Linked DNA regions of Mus musculus: region 2 is linked to region 1. Evidence: chromatin loops called from intact Hi-C (ENCODE). Cell type or tissue: left cerebral cortex. All regions are shown on one strand. Each heading gives the region's core, and the rest is flanking DNA. Links, peaks and the distances in the headings are about the cores only.

The links. Peaks named below come from ENCODE experiments on the same cell type or tissue, not always from the same donor. Only the 100,000 strongest peaks of a DNase experiment are listed, where the experiment ranks them.
Region 2: it touches region 1 in a loop (2.3-fold over the local background); 2 of 42 quality-filtered maps call a loop at or near these places.

What each region holds. Positions count from the first base shown.
Region 1 is chr6:94,135,966-94,142,862 of GRCm38, forward strand. All of the region lies in intron 1 of Magi1 (membrane associated guanylate kinase, WW and PDZ domain containing 1), which reads right to left. The region is part of intron 1 of 4930511A08Rik (RIKEN cDNA 4930511A08 gene); the gene reads right to left. Among named protein-coding and RNA genes, the nearest start is that of Gm52867, 88 kb to the right of the region's middle. In left cerebral cortex, for the core only: a CTCF peak has its summit at 4,053 (motif pointing left); a DNase peak (open chromatin) is centred at 4,117.
Region 2 is chr6:94,223,002-94,229,898 of GRCm38, forward strand. The region is part of intron 1 of Magi1 (membrane associated guanylate kinase, WW and PDZ domain containing 1); the gene reads right to left. All of the region lies in intron 1 of 4930511A08Rik (RIKEN cDNA 4930511A08 gene), which reads right to left. Gm52867 (a long non-coding RNA gene) reads right to left here and starts at 4,853. Exons shown (of 2, transcript XR_003956333.1): 1 at 1-4,853. In left cerebral cortex, for the core only: a CTCF peak has its summit at 3,473; DNase peaks (open chromatin) are centred at 2,374, 2,522, 3,054 and 3,500; H3K4me3 peaks cover 422 bases; H3K27ac peaks cover 1,688 bases.

The DNA.
Region 1 (6,897 bases), core at 1,631-5,630:
AGCCTTTCTTGGTCTCTTTTCTCCATGTTACACTGCACCCAGATGTACATTTGTTTATAGGCACACATATATTGTTGGCTAGAATTCTTTTACAAGATGTCTTTTTAAAGCAAACCTTTTCATGTTGCCCCCAAAAGAGGAATGCCTTCGGTCGCTGAAATGCGACCTGGGGAGTTTCTCTGACACTCCCTAGCTTGGTCTCATCCGTGAAACCACAGCGCCTTGCTAGGCACGGCGAGGTAAAGGTGACCCAAAACCTCAGCAAAATGGGAGCTCAAGTTTGAAGCCAGACTAGGGTACTCATCAAGACGCTGTTGAGAGTGTGTGGGTGTTAAGTGTCTCCGGTAGGGAAGGTAGCACATTCGAAGTTAATTTATCAATTAATGTTACTAGAAGAAGTGTGTTGCTACTCGCCAGACTCAATCCAAACAGAGTTTAAGAAAATACATCAAAAGTAAATAAATTCTAAAAGTGTGCCACATGATTGTTCTGAAATTTAAATGAGTTACGTACCCAGTGCGTACGCAGGGAGTCACCCAACCAAAGAAACCACTCAGCTTTTACTCACACCAAATGCCATCCCTACAACACAATCCCAGCATACCAGCGCTGGCACAGTGGCTGGCACATTGTGGGCAGTGCTGTCCTTCCTGGCACTATCCCTGAAGAGCTCAGGTCCATGGGGCCATGTGTATCACCAGCCCAGCCCTCTAAGATCCCTCTCGGCAGGGTCCTTCTTCTCCGCCTATCCCAAGGTCCCCACCACACACTTTGTGCTTTGTTGGAGGCTTAGGTGTGTCAGGTCAGAGAGGATGGTAACAGATGGTAGTTCCCAGAACTCCTTGTCACCACTGATCTCTCAGGAACCCACAGCCAGTCTTGCCTGCTCTGTCATTTGCTTACAAGCCACCCTGCTGAGGAAACTCCCCAGGAGTTCCTCTGGTCCGTATGCTGTTCTGCACTGTTGGCTCTGGGATGGGCAGAGGAAGTAAGGAGGCAGTGCTTTCTGATGGCAGGCCTCACCTCACCTGCCAGAGCTTGACTGCTACTGCAGCCGCCTTGCCAGTGGCTCTCACCCAACCTGCAGGCTTCTGTAGATCAACATCATGCTGGACACTTAAACATCAGGCGCAGGAGACGAAAGCCACTCAGAACCCAGAGGGCAATCCCTTGGGGTAAATGTGGATATTCTGTTTTCACAAAGGAGAAAACTACAGTTCTAGTAGCGACCTATACAATGTGGGGCTCAGCCTGTGAGGTTGGGACTCTGAGGATGAAACTTAAAGCGTTTCCATAGCCATCTCCCACACAGACTATGAGTATCCTGAAGGAAGAAGGGCTCTGTGTCTTCCTCCATCAGAGGCAGAGCAGGGTGTCTGAGGAGCCTGTGGGGACACTTCCCGATACTCCACTTCCCTCCTTGGAGCGCTATGAAAAATGGCACTGTGCAGGAGTGTGGAATTACTTCTCACGGGCTGACTAATAACTCCTGGCCAATGAGAGCAAAGGTGACCCGTTCTCCTATGCACTGCTGAAAAGACCCAGGAGGACTTCTTCGCCACTTTTGGCTAAACGCATGGAAGAGTCTTTAATGCATGTGGGATGTACATATAAAAGAAAATAGATGATTAACAAAGCAAGCAAGCTCTATAGGGAAATGAAAGAGAATCCTGGGCTAGGACTGAGAAAAGTCAGTTGACCAAGGAATTTATCTCACTCTTCAATTAAGTCTATTGTGTCTATTCAATTCAATACTTCCACCTGCTATTACCTTGTTATTTTCTGTCCTCTAATTTATTCCACTATATGTGTGCTCATACAGAGGTGTGTGAGTGTATGCATGTGTGTGTGAGTGTGTGTGTGTGTGTGTGTGTGTGTGTGTGTGCGCGCGCGCGCGTGCGCAGGAGGTACACCTGCCTCAGAGCACATGTGGAGGTCTGATACAACTTGCTGGAGTTGCCTCTCTTCTTCCACTACACAGGTTCTGGGGAATCAAACTCAGGTCATCAGACTCAGCAGCAAGCTTTCTTTACAAGAGGGCTGGAGGCACAGGTGAGACTGAAGGGATCAGGACTGCTTAGCACCATGGCTATGTAAGGTCTTCCTGCAAATCCCAGTAAAGACTCTGCAGATGCTGCCTAAGACACATTACTAAGCATCACAGGTCTCCAGATTGCCCAGCTTCCCTTTCCCCACCCACCCCCCCATGTCGTCACTATCCTACTTAGATCACTACGAAACATGTCTGGCTACTATGAGGACAGTGGGTTGTCTACTTAGTCTACCCTATACGTGCAGGGATTCTCTTTTCTGTTTGTCTATCTGCCACACTTCTGCAATCAAGAGATCAGTATAAACCTATCAGCATCCTGCCCCTACTAACAGTTGTGTAACATGGGGACATGTTACTGAACCCCAGTTTTGCTCTTATTCGTCCCCCAAGATCTCACATGTTGAAGGTTCAGTCCCCAGCCAAGCATGTTCCAGGGTGGGGTCTTTGAGGAGACAAGAGAGGTATGACCTTATTAATGGAGGGATCGGCTGATAGTTTCCTAACTTGACACGTTATTGGGAAGTGGTGGAAACTGGAGGTGTAGGAGCAGGCTGTGGTGCTGTACCACATCTTCTCTGCCTCCTCAGGCCCCTCCCCTTTGCAACCTACAACCAGATGCCAGGTAGCTTGCACTAGGCACTCAACCTCTATTCCTAATCACAGACACAAAGCAACTAGGACAAGCAACCATGCTCCTCAATTGGTGCAGCCATGGCCCAAAAGAAATCCCCTAGCTTTTAAAATGTTCTACCCCAAATGTTCTGCCACGGCAACAGGAAGACAACACATTAAGCTTCCTAACTGGCAAACTGAAAATAACAGTGCATGGCGGGCTTGTCATGAAGATAAAGTCTGATGGCTATGTGGGCACAGTGGCTGCCACTCAGCAGACCCCAAGAGGTCTTCACTGTGCCTTTCAGTCAATGCTTTGCCTGGTAAAGAATGGGCTCAGCCCTAGCTTCACACACAGGTGAGGACAATGTTTCCTGAAGTAGAAACACACTTCTTAAGGTGGAACTGCTGAAGATGGGACAGAAGCTGGAGCTTGAATCCACACGAAGCATCAGGCCCCAAACTGCATGGTCTCCAACTCCCCCTCTCCACATCTATTCCTCTCAGCCTTAAACACACAGTAGCCAGTTCCCTGCTCCATTCTGTCTCCATAAAGTTTTTTTTGCATTTCCTGTCCCCAGTCTACACATACCAGAGACTACAAATTGGGAACACAGAGCTCATAGACAGATGCAAGCTAGATAAGATCAAGAATTAGAACCAGGGATGGGAGAAAGCTGTCAGTAAAGCACTTGATGCAAGCATGAGAACCTGAGTTGGGTCGGGTCCCCAGAACCTCAGTAAAAGCTGGGTTGGTGATACACTGGGGATGCAGAGACTGGAGGATACCTGGAGCCTAGTGGCTAGCCAGGGTAGCCAACTCTGCGAGCTTCAGGTCAAGCCTGTAGAATGATACCCAAGCCTTTTCTCTGGTCCCCATATGTATGTGCACACATGTACACCTACATGCATCCACACACAACATATACAAATATGCACACAAGAGAGAAACACACGTCAGAACCCATTTGGCAGCACCTTCTAAAGTCTAACAAACACCTATTCTAAGACCTACGTTTCTTACACACACACACACACACACACGGGGGGGGGGGGAGAATATGTTCTAAAAAAAATACTAGGAAAAAACAAGGCATCTTTAATGAAAAGACCTCTGAGTTATAAAGTACCCAGCTACCTAAAAAACAGAAAAATAAACACATATAACATGGTCACAAAGTAGAATATTACACAGTCAGTAAAAAGAGCTACTGATACGCTCAAAATGAAGGTGTCCTCTAAACATAAAAAAGTCAACCTAACATAAAAAAGTACATATTATAGTTATTTCTTATTGAAAAATCATAAGCAGGCAAGACACATGTAGAGTGATAACAGTAAAAGTCAGGCCAGTGCTAAGGCCAGGCAACTCTGAAAACACAGCTCCCTCTGGTGGTAGTTACAGAGAAGACACTGGTTAAAATATCAAGCTGTATTTATTTATTAAAGTACTTTATGTGCTTTAAGTATTTTTTGAATTCAATTTTTAAAAGAACAAAGACATTAAAAACATCAAACTGGGATAGCAGCCAAGATGGCAAGCCTTGCTGCTGTCCACAAGCAAAGTGCTGACTTGCTTTCTGGCTGAGCCCGAGCTAACCTTGTGTCTAGGGATGGGAAGTTTGGATCAGGTGCATCTGCTGTGGTAGGCCCCACAACAAACCCTGAGGCTGGCAGAAGTCTGCAGTTAACTCTCAGAGTCGCTCATTCATTCCACACACACTGTCCTGGGCTGACTTCAGCATTAATCACCGCTGAGTTGTATTCTCTGGCACATCTGGTGGTTCTTGGTTGAGACATTATGCTTCCACTTTACCAGAACCAAAATGCATCCCTCCAAATGCTTACACTCTGCTCACCAAGGTTTCAGATTAACAGGAAGGGGTTAGGGACCGTGCACGGAATTATTATAAGGCACGCTACAATCTCAGTGGCCCACACTCAGTGGGCGGGAGAGGGATGTGTACACTGGAGAGCCCCGGCGGTCTGAACCCTCACAGTGCCAGGCATGAGTGGTCCACGCTCACAATCCCAGCATTCAGGGGCTAACTGAAGCAGGAGGACCTTATGGGCTGCATGATGAGTTTCACACACACCTAGGCTAGGCTGCACAAGGAGATCTTGCATCTGCAAATGAAACAAGGGCTAAGAAGATTTCCTGGGCAAAGGAAGCACTGACAGGAAATTCCCAGAAGCTCTTGGGCCAGCAAGCCAAGCCTACACAGCAGTGAACAAAATAGACTGTGTATCAAACAAGACAGAAGTCAAAGACGACACAGGAAGTTGCCCTGGGACCCTCACATGAGTATCATACAAACATAGGCCTGCACTCATTCCTCTCTCGCCACATGGTTGTGCATGTGTGTAAAAGACTGAAGAAGGGAGGAGGAGGAGGGAGGGATAAAGAAGGGAGAGGAAGGGAATAAGGAGAGGGGGAGGGGGAGGGGGAGGGGGGGGGACACAAAACCAAGCACTGTTCTCATTTACTGTGGTGGTTTGAATAGGTTTAGCCACCACAGACTCAAGTGTTTGAATGCTTATCCCACAGGGAGTGATACTATTAGGAGGTGTGTCCTTGTTGAAATAGTTGTGGCCTGATTGGAGGAAGTGTGGGCTTTATGGGATTGGGGATGGGCTTTGCCAGTCTTCTCCTGACTGATATAAAATTCTTGGCTCCTTCTCCAGCACCCTGTCTGCCTGGATGCTGCCCTGCTTCCTGCCATGATGATAATGGACTGAACCTCTGCGCCTGTAACCCAGCCCCAATTAAATGTTGTCCTTCATAAGAGTTGCCTTGGTCATGGTGTCTCCTTATGGCAATGAAAACCTAACTAAGTCACTTACTCTGTAGGGAGGGGCTCAGCCCCCTGGTGAAGGCATCCATCTCCTCTGGGATTCTCTGGAGGACTAGGCTTTCTCCTCCAACTCTAATACTCTAAGATGCTTAAAAATGAGTTACAGATTAGTAACTAGTATGACAACAATGAGAGAGAAAATGAAATTGCTAAGAGACTGACTCATTCGACTTGGTCACTGGTTTGCCTTTGCCTACCAATCTGCAGGGGGAAGAAAGGCAGAGGAAACAAACGTGGGTGTTTGGAGCTTTAAGAAAACAAACACTTGGGCTTAGGCTATAGATCAACAGTAGAACATTTGGCTAACACACAGCAGGCCACAGTTCCATTAGCAGCAGGAGTATGGGAGAGTGTGTGTGCACATGCATGCACATATGCACATACATGACTATGCACACTTCCATAGGGTATTTTTTCTACGTCCACCCAGGGTCCAACTCCCCAGAGATATCCCCATGGGAATCCAGCTGCAGAGCAGGTTCCCACTGGAGAGGATTCTCAGCCCACTCACCTACTGTAAGATGTGGAGAGCATACAGAAATCCTCCCACTGAAACAGCTCTGAATCCTCAACTGACGATAAGACGCACAAGGTTTTCAATCACATGCAAAACAAAGGGCTGGGCCATAGCGTCCAGCACCACCTCTGTCAGAGGCTTCAGGCCTCAAGCCAAAAGTTTGATATAAATAAGAAGGCAGGACCATTCTTTATATATCAAATCAAGAAATAATGAATTTTCTCCCATCATCCAGTGTTTATTATACTCTAAGATGAGAAGAGAAATGAAAGATAAGACACACAAGAAACTGGGCAGGTAGGACTCCCACCAGGACCTGAGTTCCTAACACTATAGCCTACCCATCAAAGCTGTTGACCTGTTTACAAACCAACCAAAGCCTGGTCCTGTCCACAGCTCGAAGGAGGCTGCCAGGAGTGATTTACAGACAGCTGTTTTGTCTATGAAACTGACGGGGTAGGGGAGCAGCTAGAGATGGGAAGAGGTTTTAGCATGGGGCAGTTCTCCTGGGCTATAATTATTCAGGCTGGCTGGCTGCTTTCTTTGCCCCAGTTGGAGTTCTGTCTCCAAGGTGCTGGGATCAGTCATCATGAGCCTTGCTGAGCAATGGCTGCTATTGCTATGCCAGCAATCTACCTTAAAAAAAACTATACTGATAAACAAGAGAATCCCCATCAGGCAGGCTGCAGCCTAATTGGGATGAGTCATCTCACAGAGCACCCAGGACTTGTGCTGAAATGCTCCTCAAAAATTTCTCAACTTGTTGATGTAAAACCATAAATAAAGAGGCAAGCAAAGATCACCGGTCTCAGGATACCAGGGGAAACCTTGAGAAGCAATCATTGCTGTGGCACTTCCTT
Region 2 (6,897 bases), core at 1,910-5,909, 87 kb after region 1:
GTTTGGCTGTCTCTTTATACCATGAAGGCTCCAGGGATCCAACTCAGGGCATCATGACTGTCAGGAAGCACCTTTACCTCCCACGCCAACCTGCTAGCCCCATTTTTATAGATTTAAAAATAAAAAACTATTTTTTAAACACTAGCAAATAGCAATTATATAAAATGTATTGTAAAGCCCTTTCTAACTAGTGAATTTTCATGGATTTTTAAAGTTTGAATGTCATTCTATAATTTATTACTCTTGTACTTGACTTTATTTGAACCAAAGCAAAAATCAATCAAACCACACAGCTCAGGCAGAGCAGAAGGGGCCCAGGAAGCCCTGGGGTTGGCTGCAAAGTTTTACAGTTGGCCCTAATTCACACTGCTTTCTTCACATTAATTCACACTGCATACTTCACACTTGCTTTGTTCAAAAGATGCAACAGGTAGCAGGAGCCCTCAGCTGACATCTTCCTTCAGAGAGGGACAATCACAGGCATTTTCAAATACAAGCCATTAAACTATTTCAAGTTAACAAGAAATGGAGACCATCCCGGCATGCAATCTTTCAAACTCTAATTCCAGGAGATCAATATGTCACTTAAAGCACTTAACCCTGGGCCTTTTGAAATGACAGTCAGTGCTGGCCTGTAAAGGGTGATGACTTTACAAGGTTTCTCTCTCCATTCAATCTGTGCTTGGGGCATCTCAGCATTGAACAGGAGAACAGACATCATCCTGTACTCGGCCGCCTCGCCACATTCCCAGCAGCAGACCTGGACAGTGGTCAGTATGATCAAGTCTACTTCCACCTTTAACTACCCACTGAGCATACACTCAGTTCACAGTGGGTCATGCTATTAATCAGGGACAACCCAGAAGCCTTACTTAAAACAAAAACAAAAAAGCAAAAAACAAGCTGGTCTCCACGGCAGGTAAGGCCCCATGGGACCGCCCTCTTCTTTGTGCTGTCTTCCTTTTATGCCCACTTGCTATGACTGAACAGGCAAGGCTCCCCACAGTCTCGTGCCTGTGAACACTTGGTCCCCAGCTGACAGCACTGTTTGGAGCAGTTATAAAGCCTTTGGAAGCGGAGCCTTGCTGAAGAAAGTGGGGCATGTAGGTAGAGTGGACTCAAGGTTTATACCATCTCTGGTTCCAATCCAGCTCTGTTTCTAAGGTCATGGCCACATGGTGAAGAAGCCATCACACTCCCTACTACCGCTGAGCCGCTCCAGCCAGCCTTGCCTACCATGACAGACTCAACTCTGAAACCATGAGCCTAAATGAGCCCTGTTCACTCAGCTCCATCCTGTCAGATATGTTGGTCACAGCAATGAGAAAAATGAATGCAGCATCTGAGCCTCAATGACCTGCCGCTCTTTGCCAGACTCGCCAACTCTCCAGTTGGTATTTCTGAGAACTAAGGCTCTGTTTTCTCTGTCAGCAGCACCCGAGCCCCGGTCGATCCTGTCTCAAGTCAGGTCTCTCTGAGCAGCAAATCTGAGACTGCACCACCACGATCCCTGATCCCTCACTGTTGGCTGTTAATTTTGTTCACCTTTGTTCAGCAGTGTGCCTGTTACTTGCCATATGCACACACATAAAAAGTAAACCTATAAAAAAAAATAGAGTATAAAAACTAAGGCTTACCCTATACGGAAAAACTGCATAAGATCCAGGTTCCATTCTAAGAACTTTGTGTAAGGCAAGGGATACGCTTGCTACAAATGCTAATCAAAAGCACAGAGAGGCTAATTTACTCAAGGCACACAGCTTCTAAGTAGTTAGTTTAGAATCAATCTTTTGGGGGTGGGGGTTGAGTAGCATGTTGATGTGTGTCCAGGTACAATGTATCTGAAGCTACAAGTGCTCATGGTATGTGCCTGTGTGTGGAGACCAGAGATCAACCTTGGTTGTCATTTCTCGGGATGCTGTCATTCTTGTATTCTGCTAGGTTAGCTGGCCAATAAACCCCTAAGGAACTCCCTGCCCTTGCCGCTCCAGTGCTAGGATTACAAGTACCTGCTAGCACGTCTGGCTTTCCCACCTGTGTTCTGGATATCAAACCCAGGGGCTCATGGATGTGCAGCAAACACTTTACTGACTGAGCTATCTCTTTCTTCTCCCCCAGCCCGTGGTCTTACTCAGGGCATCCTGGCACCTTCCCAAGACAGCAGCAACTTTCTCTGTCCTGCTCACTGAAGGTGCTCTGAGAGCCTAGCATGCTGGGAAGTGAGCATTGCAGAAGACTGACTCAACTCTGGCCCTAAATGGTTTTCTGGCTCCGATCCCACCCAGATGATCACTAATCATGGCTCCTACGGCCAATCCCACTGTTGACTCTGCCTTCATCACAATCACAGGGGCCATCGGAATCACAGCACAGCCGTGAGTCAGCTCCCGGTGTCTTCATTCACAAGCAAGGGTTTTAAGGACCCAAAAAGCAGCACTGCCCTTTCTCAACAAGCTTAGATATCTATCCTGTTTACTCTTCTTTCTTAAGTCCAGGAGCCAGGCAGGGACCAATTTAGAATAGTCAAGGCTCGTTTCTTGTTTCTTGCCACAGCTAAACACAGAAATATCAAGATCTCTGGAAAAAATGCAGGGTGTGGTGGCACATACGCCTTTAACGGCAGCACTGGGGAGGCAGAGGCAAATGGATCTCTGTGAGTCTAATGCTAATCTGGTGTACATATCAAGTTCCAGGCCAGCCAAGGCTATATAGTGAGACCCTGACTCAAAAGGACAAAGCAAGCAAACAAACAAATGGAAAAATGTGAATTGGGAATTAAACATAAAATCCAGTCCAATTTGCTTACAGTTATTTGTCAAACGGAGCACAGCCTCAACCTAGCACCTCCCCCAACACACACACACACACACACACACACACACACACACACACACACTCAGATAACAATGTTTGTATCTTTAATAAATCACATTCCCAGGCTGGGAAGGAACCTGTTGCTTAACCGAAAAGCTGTCCAACAAAAACCATCCTAGCAGCTAGACTCCCTTTCCTTCAGGAGCAGTTGGCTGAGGCTCACAGGGACATGTGGTTTCTGCTATTCTTACTCTTCAGGGTGGTGCTATTTTTCCTCTAAGCACCGTAGCCCAGCAACCCCAAGGAAACCTGATTAACTTCCTCAGGGATGTGCTTGTAAAACTCAGCTCTTGTGGCTTCGGGGAAATCTAAATGGCTTCCCTCTTCCTTCATAAAAACCTTAAAATGCTCACAGAGGAGATTAGCAAAAACCGGAACTTGCTTCTGATATCACTATTCTTCGTTCTGTTTTTGAAATGTGGGTCAGGAGTAGGCATTATGCCCCACCTCTTCAAAGAACTGCTTCATTAATAAACTCAATAGCTGGAGTCTAGGGTTCCGAAATGAACAGCTACATGGACTGTGTCAGGTGATGCAACCAAAACACAGAACCATCCTGCTCCAAAGAGATGCTGGAAAGTAGTTCACGCCGGCCGCAGCTGGAACTGCAGAGAGGAGTCCTTCTGAACACACAGGCTAGAGACTCAAGAAGCAGCAGCTAAGCACTGAGTCACTGCAAACTGGTAATGACAAGCCGGAGGTTCTCATATGACATGTCTCTTAGCAACTGATGGCCCTGGATATCAGGAAGAAAAGTGAGGCAGGGGAATATGAGGGCAGGACCAGACATAACTTACTCAGGACTGTGGTACATCATATGTGGGCCTTATCATTAACTGATATTTTTAAAAGGAGTGTGCTGGAGCTAGGGATGCAGTTCAGTGGAAGAGCACATACTTAGAGTATGTGAGGTTCTGGGTTTGACCCTCAGCACCAAAAACTATAAAATAAAAGGTAGTGCGCTTGGATATAATAACTGATAAGGTTTCAGTTCCTCTTAAGTTCTGTCACTCAGGCAAGTGTCTCATCTAGTCCCTACTCTAGCCCAGAATGATGTCATTCTGGTAACTACGCCGAGAGGTGGGCACCACTGCCATCTCCAACTCCCTGGGGATACTCTAGCATGGCACAAACCTCATGGCGTCACCTGCCCAAGAGAAGACACCTGGAAGGGCAGAAAGCTGAAGTTCTTCCTCACTGCAGCCACATAGGGGACACAGGGCTTCATCTGTCCACCCCAGGCAAGCAGACTTAAAATCTCTGACTCCATCACCGCTCTTCACTTTAGACAATGAAGGTAATCACAGTATCCTCAAAGCACCAGTCCCCAAATAGCTCGAAGGACAGACACTCAATATAAGCTAAATATAAGTAATGGAACTATATCCTTAGAACATTTAACAAGTACACTCCAATGGCTCGTCAACATTTCAAATATGATGGATGCATTCAGAAGATAATAATCTCACCTTCCCATCTAAGCCCCAGCAAGTCACTGAGGTTCTCTTAAGACATGCCCAGGGTGAGAGGACCAGAGCTATGTGAATTTGCACACAGTGCAAGAGCTAGTTGTAGGAGTGGTTGGCCTGCTCAATCCCTTTACATAATTATACACTTCTGCTCTTCAAACTTAAAGAGATTCACCCCGGTTCAGAGCCAAGACAAATTCATCTAAGGATAAAATTAGGATGGGTGGTAGCCCTGACTGGCCTTGAACTTGCTACAGATACCAGACTGGTTTTCAACCTAGAGCTATCCTCCTGTGTCTGCTGCCTCATCATCCCAGGTGTGGGATACCACACCAAACGTTTGATTTCTCAAGGATCTCAGTAAAGTCACTGGAAATGTTCAAAATGGCAGTATCATAAGAATGCTAGTTTTAATGTTACAATTTTCTGCTTCCAAATGGGAAGGGAGAAAAAGAAGAATGGAGGAGGAGGAAGGAAGGGAGGGAGGGAGGAAGGGAGGGAGGGAGGGAGGGAAGAAAGGTGAGAGGGAGTGAAGGAGAGAAGGAAGGAGGGAAGGAGGGAGGGAAGAAGAGAAAAAGAAATTGAGCTAAATTGAATCTATCTCAACTCACTGTCAGTAATGTTGGTGTTCTGTGACAATATTGACATTTCCTTCAAATAGGCAGTTAGTAAATAATCATATATTGAAAAAATTTTTTTAAGTTTCAAGAACCTATAACCATCACTGTACTAAACCAGCACAATCCCTAAATACATTCTAAATATTTATCCTTATTCCCACAGATAAACCCCTCATCAAGGAAACCTCTCTTTGAAACAGATAGAAAGCACAATTGATAAAATCACAGAGTTGTAGGGACCAGTCCCAGATGAGACATCTGTCATATAACTTCTGCACCTCAGGCCCAGGGATCATTCTGGAAAAGGAGCAGAAGGATTCTAAGAGCCAGAGGTACACAGAGTTTGCTGTGAAACTGAATCTCTTAGAAATGTCAGAAACTATACACATGAAGTCTCACCTAAACATGGTTTAAACAAGGTTGACATCAATAGACATGCTCATGTGGCAAGAAGAAAGCCCGTGAGGGCTCAACTCTACACAATAAATACAAGCAACAAGGAATCCTCAGAGAGAAATAAGTCTTCCCCAGGAAAGAGCACCCCAACTGGTTATCCAGTACCAAATAGTCCTGAAAGTGTGTGTGTGTGTGTGTGTGTGTGTGTGTGTGTGTGTCTGAGTGTGTGTTTCTGAGTGTGTGTGTTTGTGTCTGTGTGTGTATCTGTGTGTGTGTCTGTGTGTATATGTCTGTCTGTGTGTGTGTGTGTGTGTGTGTGTGTGTCTGTATCTGTGTGTGTGTGTGTTTGTGTCTGTGTGTGTGTCTGTGTCTATGTGTCTGTGTGTGTGTGTCTGTGTGTGTCTGTGTCTGTGTGTGTCTGTGTCTGTGTGTGTATGATATTATATGTAGTCAGTGATCACTCTCAGTACTCAACTAATCGAGGCAGGTGGACCTCTGTGAGTTGGAGGCCAACTTGATCTATATGTGGGTTCTAGGACAGCCAGGGCTACAAAGTGAGACCTTCTCAAAAACCAAAACATATAGATAGAGATAGAGAGAAATATGAAGGAGGAAAGAAGGACACACACACATTAAAGAAAAAGAGACCATGAATTTAAAGGAGCAAGGGGTGGGTGTGTGGGAAGGTTTGGAGGGAGGAAAGGAAAGGAAAGAGGAAAATGTAATTATAGTATAATAAAAAACATAGTACTAAAAAATAAAATAAAATAAAACGTCTCAAAAGGCCAAGATAAAAAAGTTGGGTGATTCCTACCTAAGCAGGTAAGAATTCTCACTTCACTGATCTTCATTTTCTTTAACCAACTGTAATATGACAGTCCAAGAAAGTTTTCAATAAGAACTGGAACACAGAAATATTTACAACCTTTCTGTCTCCTATGATTACCTTTCCAAGAAGGATCCTTGTGTAACAACTAACCCCAACTATCTCTCCTTAACCATTGAGAACATTTGTGCGTAGGACCAAAATGACCAGGCACAGGGCCCACGCAGGTCATTTAGCACAGAAGAAACTGAATTCAGAATCAAGGGTAAGTTAAGAACTTCTTTAGTTTTCTACAGCTTTCACCCCAGCAGTCAAGAAGCAGAAACAGGCAGATCCTGCGAATGTGAGGCCATCTGGGTCTACGTACTAAGTTTGAGACCATCTAGAGATACCTAGAGAGATCCTACATCAAAGAAAAGCAGGAAGTCTTCCCTGACCCAACACCCTCATTTCAGATAATGTAAAGAGTAACTCTACACAGGCTGCAGTCATATACTCAAGACCATGGCTACCTTGATTCTCACAAATCAAGAAAGTTACAGAGACTCCTGACAGTCATACTCGGTGACTCATGGAAGAAAGCCCAGGGGTGGCCATCATGCTCAAAGGAGGGATAGAAGGGCCACTTCAGAGAAGTGAGAGGCAGCAGACATCTTCTAACCTTAACCTTGGGCAAGAACTTCAACTGCAGGTCTCAAGCTGGTCATCTATA